2 separate regions of the Homo sapiens genome follow, and region 2 is linked to region 1. The links are chromatin loops, found by intact Hi-C in ENCODE. Cell type or tissue: PC-3. All regions are shown on one strand. Links, peaks and the distances in the headings refer to the core of each region. The heading gives the core; the rest is flanking DNA.

What was found. Hi-C counts contacts between places; a loop is a spot of excess contacts. Peaks named below come from ENCODE experiments on the same cell type or tissue, not always from the same donor. Only the 100,000 strongest peaks of a DNase experiment are listed, where the experiment ranks them.
Region 2: a loop joins it to region 1, with 4 times the contacts of the local background. A loop is called at or near these places in 12 of 110 quality-filtered maps.

Annotation. Positions count from the first base shown.
Region 1 is chr19:5,576,742-5,579,652 of GRCh38, reverse strand. It overlaps the pseudogene SNRPEP4. Among named protein-coding and RNA genes, the nearest start is that of TINCR, 10 kb to the right of the region's middle. In PC-3, for the core only: a CTCF peak has its summit at 1,252 (motif pointing right); DNase peaks (open chromatin) are centred at 1,232 and 1,772; H3K4me3 peaks cover 1,101 bases; H3K27ac peaks cover 981 bases.
Region 2 is chr19:5,368,472-5,371,382 of GRCh38, reverse strand. No RefSeq gene overlaps it. Among named protein-coding and RNA genes, the nearest start is that of PTPRS, 29 kb to the right of the region's middle. In PC-3, for the core only: CTCF peaks have their summits at 1,127 and 1,326; no DNase peak of the experiment used is centred there.

The DNA.
Region 1 (2,911 bases), core at 172-2,671:
TCAAATGTCTCTCTTCAGGCCTTTCCTTGCTTGAGATCCAAATCCTCACTGTCCCCGTGTCCCCGGTCTCCCCATGCCATGACCACTTTCACCTCCAGGAAGCTAGAACCAGCCAGCCCTGGGGAAGGAGGGGCGAGCCACACTGGACTCAGGGCCCTGGCTCTGTTTGGACAAAGACACAGCAGGGGGGGCCACAAGCCGCCTCCAGTTTTGGGATCCCTGCTCCAAAGACCAGAACATAGGAGCAAGCAGGCTGGCAGAACTGGTGGGCACAGCTGGGCATGGTGCCTCACACCTGTACTCCAAGCACTTTGGGAGGCCGAGGCAGGCAGATCACTTGAGACCAGCCTGGTCAACATGGTGAAACTCCATCTCTACTAAAAACACAAAAATTAGCCAGGTGTGGTGGTGCACGCCTGTAATCCCAGCTACTCGGGAGGCTGAGGCAGGAGAATCACTTGAATCTGGGAGGTGGAAGTTACAGTGAGCTGAGATCACACCACTGCACTCCAGTCTGGGCAACAGAGCGAGACTCTGTATTAAAAAATAGATATAATTAGCCAGGCACGGTGGCTCATGTCTGTAATCCCAGCACTTTGGGAGGCTGAGGTGGGTGGATCACCTGAGGTCAGGAGTTCGAGATCAGCCTGGTCAACATGGCAAAACCTTGTCTCTACTAGAAATACAAAAATTAGCAGGGCATGGTGGCGCATGCCTGTAATCCCAGCTACTCGGGAGGCTGAGGCAGGAGAATCTCTTGAACCTGGGAGGTGGAGGTTGCAGTGAGCTGATGTTGCACCACTGCACTCCAGCCTGGGCGACAGAGTGAGAGTCCGTTGGGTATCACACCCCCACTCACTCAGCCCCTGGCTGAGTCATAGCAGGTGGACACTCATGGGGACCAAGACGCCGTTGAGGGACGGGACCCAAGAGATGCGGCTATAAGTGGGGTGTGCTGGGTCACTGGAGATGCCTGGCTTGCTTATTGACGAAGCCTCAGGCTCTGGAGGTGGGGGAAGCCGTGGGGGAGGGAAGGGGAGAAAAAAGAGGGATGGAGAGATAAAGACACCGAGACACAGAAAAAGAGAGATTCAGGGAGAAGAGAGACAGAGACTGAGACACAGAGTGAAACAGACGCACACACACAGGGACGCAAATAGACAAAAGCAGAAACAGATGAACCCAGGACCTGCACAGATGTGGATCTGCACTTGGGGCAGCCGGGCCCTCTACTCCATGTGCCCACTAGGTGGCGCCCAAGAGCCACGCTCTGCAACGCAGCCGACCCGGTTGGGCCCCTCCTGCCGCGGAAGCCCCCATCTCTCTGCCCGCCCAGCGTTTCCCCCACGGGCCCAACACCACCTTTGTGGGAGGCCCTGGAGGCGCAGGTGGAGGCTGGAATGGGGGCTTCCTCAAGGGTCGAGGGTCTCCAGAGCCTCCCAACCCGGCCCCCGGTAGGCGAAGGCCCTGGTTGTGTCTGTGCTTCTCTTAGAGTGAGTTTGTATTGGTCTCAGGAGTGGACGTGCCTGCTTCTGTCTTGGGGTGTGGATCTGGTGAATCTCCGTGTGTGAGGCTTAAGGCCGTGTGTCTCTCTGTGTGCATCTGTGTTTGTCATGGGGCGTGTGTCCGTGTGTGTCTGTGTTTGCTCTGGGGGGCATGTGTCTCTGCGCATGTGACTACGTGTCTCATTTTTCTCTTGCTACATATCATGGCTGTATTTGCCTTGGGTGTGTCTGTGTCTCTGTGTGACTGACTTCTCCTCATGCTGTGTACATTTTGGTGTATCCGGGCTGGCGAGTGACTTGATGTGTGCCTCATGTCTCCGCCCCCCTTGGAAAGCTGCCTCTCCCGCCCCTGCTCACCTTTCCTGGCGGCTCTGTATAGAGTCACCAAAGAATTCAAGAACTGAAATATTTATGAAGTGCTTCCTGGGGTCCCCTGGAGAGACAGGAGCGACTGTTCATGGAGCTGTGTGTCTGTGGGTCTGACCAAACGAGATTTAGATCCTGCTCAAACTAAGCACCTACTATGTGCCAGGCCTTGGCTCGGGTACTGCCTTCATGCTATGCATTCAGTTTCCTCATCTGTAAAATGGGCCTGATATTCGGCCGGGCGCGGTGGCTCATGCCTGTAATCCCAGCACTTTGGGAGGCCGAGGCGGGCGGATCACAAGGTCAGGAGATCGAGATCATCCTGGCTAATACGGTGAAACCCCGTCTCTACTAAAAATACAAAAAATTAGGGCCGGGCGCGGTGGCTCACGCCTATAATCCCAGCACTCTGGGAGGCCGAGGCGGGCGGATCACGAGGTCAGGAGATCGAGACCATCCTGGCTAACACGGTGAAACCCTGTCTCTGCTAAAAGTACAAAAAATTAGGGCCAGGCGCGGTAGCTCACGCCTGTAATCTCAGCACTCTGGGAGGCCAAGGCAGGCAGATCACGAGGTCAGGAGATTGAGACCATCCTGGCTAACATGGTGAAACCCCGTCTCTGCTAAAAAAAAATAGCTGGGCGTGGTGGCGGGCGCCTGTAGTCCCAGCTACTTGGGGGGCTGAGGCAGGAGAATGGCCTGAACCCGGGAGGCGGAGCCTGCAGCGAGCCGAGATCGCGCCACTGCACTCCAGCCTGGGCAACAGAGTGAGACTCTGTCTCAAAAAACAAAACAAAACAAAATAAATTATAAAAAAAAAAAAAAAATGGGTGAAATTCCACCATGGCGTACCGTGGCCAGGGCCAGAAAGTGCAGAAGGTTATGGTGCAGCCCATCAGCCTCATCTTCAGATACTTACAAAATAGATCGCGGATTCAGGTGTGGCTCTATGAGCAAGTGAATATGCGGATAGAAGGCTGTATCATTGGTTTTGATGAGTATATGAACCTTGTATTAGATGATGCAGAAGAGATTCATTC
Region 2 (2,911 bases), core at 175-2,674, 210 kb after region 1:
TTCTGAACTGGTTTGGGGTGTGGTCTCTGCATGGGTTTAGCCACTTTCTCTTTTTCTGGACAAGCTTTTCAGCATCTGGCAATAGTGGGTGCTCAACGAATGGGTTGGGGCTTACTTTAGATATTTAATTATTCAACACCTATTAACTGAGTCAGACACTGTTCTAGGTACTGAGAGGAAATAGCAAATTTGACAGAATGAAGATCTCTGTTTTGAAGAGCTGATGTTACATGTTAACAAAGAAAACCCCCCCACACAAGTAGGTGGGGCACAGCTGCTCACTCATGTGATCTCAATGCTTTGGGAGGCTGATGCAGGAGCATCACTTGAGCCCAGGAGTTTGAGACCAGCCTGGGCAACATAGCAAGATCCCATCTCTGAAAAAAAAATTAGCAGGGCATGGTGGTGTGCCTATAGTTCCAGGTACTTAGGAGGCTGAGGAGGGAGGATCGCTGGAGCCCAGGAGTATGAGGCTGCAGTGAGCTATGATGACACCACTGCACTTCAGCCTGGGCAACAGGAGGAGACTCTGTCTAAAAGACAAAAATACACAAGTGGCCGGGCACTGTGGCTCACACTTGTAATCCCAGCACTTGGGGAGGCTGAGGCGGGTGGATCACGGGGTCTGGAGACTGAAACCAACCTGGCCAACGCGGTGAAACCCCGTCTCTACTAAAAATGCGAACAATTAGCCGGGCGTGGTGGTGGGCGCCTGTAGTCCCAGCTACTGGGGAGGCTGAGGCAGGAGAATGGCGTGAACCCGGGAGGCGGAGCTTGCAGTGAGCCGAGATGGCGCCACTGCACTCCAGCCTGGGCGACAGAGCGAGACTCCGTCTCAAAAACAAAAACAAAAACAAGAAAACCACACACACAAGTAAAATATACAGGGGGTCAGATGGTGGTAAGAGCTAAGGGTGAGGGGCGGGGGGTGGGGTGGGCTGGAAACAAGCAGTAAAGGAGAACAGACTCTGACGGAGATAAATGTGGGGAAGTGGCCAGGGGAGGTCTCTGTGAGAAGCGCCATTTCAATAGAGACCAAAGGAGGTGGAGGTGGGGGAGGGAGATAGAAGGCACAGCCCACGCGGAAGCCCTGAGGCAGGACCCCACCTGGTGCGTTGGAGAAACATTGAGGAAAACCCTGTGGCTGGAGCACAGTGAGCAAGGGAAAGAGACGGAGGAGGAGGTGTCAAGGCAGGTCACACAGAGCCTTGTGGGCCGCAGAGAGGACTTGCTTTTTGACTCTGAGGGAGGTGACAGCCATGGAGGGCTGTGGGCAGAAGAGGGACAGGACCTGACTCAGGTGCTCACAGGCGCCCTCTGGCTGCTGAGGGGGGAACGGTCTGATGGGTTAGTGAGCAGGGGAGGTGAGGACCAGGGCAGAAGCAACTGTACTGGTCCAGGCAGGCAATGATGGGGCTGGACCTGGGGATGTAAAAGAGGGGCGAGAAGTAGGCAGGTTGTGAATAGATTTGAAGGCAGAGCCAACAAGATTTTCTAAAGGACTGATGGTGAAATGTGAGGAAAAGAGTTGACTTGAGATTGATTCCAGGGTTTCTGACTTGAGCCCCTTGGATGTTAGAGGTGCAACCTATTAGTATGAGTTTGGGGAGGATGAAAATGGATGAATAAGGATGGATGGATGGATGGATGGATGGATGGATGGAAGAGTGGGTGGGTGGACGTGTTACGGATGGATAATAGATGATGAATGAATGAATTATGGATGGATGGATAAGTGAGCGGGTTGATGTGTTATAGATGGATATAGATGATGAATGAATGAATAAATTATGGATGGATGGGTGGATGGATGGATGAGTGAGTGGTTGGGTGGATCGGTTATGGATAATAAGTGATGGATGGATGAGTGAATGGATGGATAGATGAATAAATGGGTGACGGATGGATGGATGGATGGATGGATGAATATATAGGTAGGTGGGTGGGTGAGTGGTTGGGTTAATGGGTCATGGATGGATAATAGATAATGGATGGATAAATGGATGGATGGGGATGGGTGGATGAATAGATGGATGATGGATGGGTGTATGGAGGGATGGATGGGTGTATGGAGGGATGGATGAGTGGATGAATGGATGGTTGAATGAGTGGGTGAATGAATGGTTGGGTAGATATATTATGGATGGATGATAGAGGATGGGGTAGGAGCCACAGGATGGGGAGGGGTGATGACCAAGGTTTGGCTTTGGCCTGTTAAGTTTGAGCTGCCTTTTGGGCACCTACATGTAGATGCAGACGGGCCATTTGGATATAAGATTCTGATGTTCCCAGAAGAGATGCCTTCTGAAGGCATAAATCTGACAGTCCGTGGTACTGGGATTACAGGCGTGGGCCACCGCGCCTGGCCCAGAGCTAGCTTTTACTAGCCATGGTGTTAGAATGTATTCGTGTCCATGGTGTTAGTCCATGGTGTTAGAATGTATTCATGTCCATGGGGATGAATGAGAAGAGGAGACAGAGACTATGCTCAAGGACTACCCTGTGTTTAGCAGCTGAGCAGAAGAGAGAAGCTTGCAGAGAGAAGCTTGCAGAGAGACTGAGAAGAGTCCAACAGAGAGGAGGGTGAATGCAGGCAAATGTGGGGACGCTGGGGGCCACGTGAAGATGATGCTCCCAGGAGGAGGGACCACCCAGGGTAGATGTTGCTAGGAGCATGAGGAGGATGGGTGCTGAGAAGTGATCACTGGATTTGGACACTGGGAAGCCACCTGGACAAGGGAAATCTTAGAATAGTACTGGGAAGAGCCCACCACTGAGATTTTTTTTTTTTTTTGAGACGGAGTCTAGCTCTGTTGTCCAGGCTGGAGTGCAGTGGCACGATCTCGGCTCACTGCAAGCTCTGCCTCCCAGGTTCACGCCATTCTCCTGCCTCAGCCTCCCAGGTAGCTGG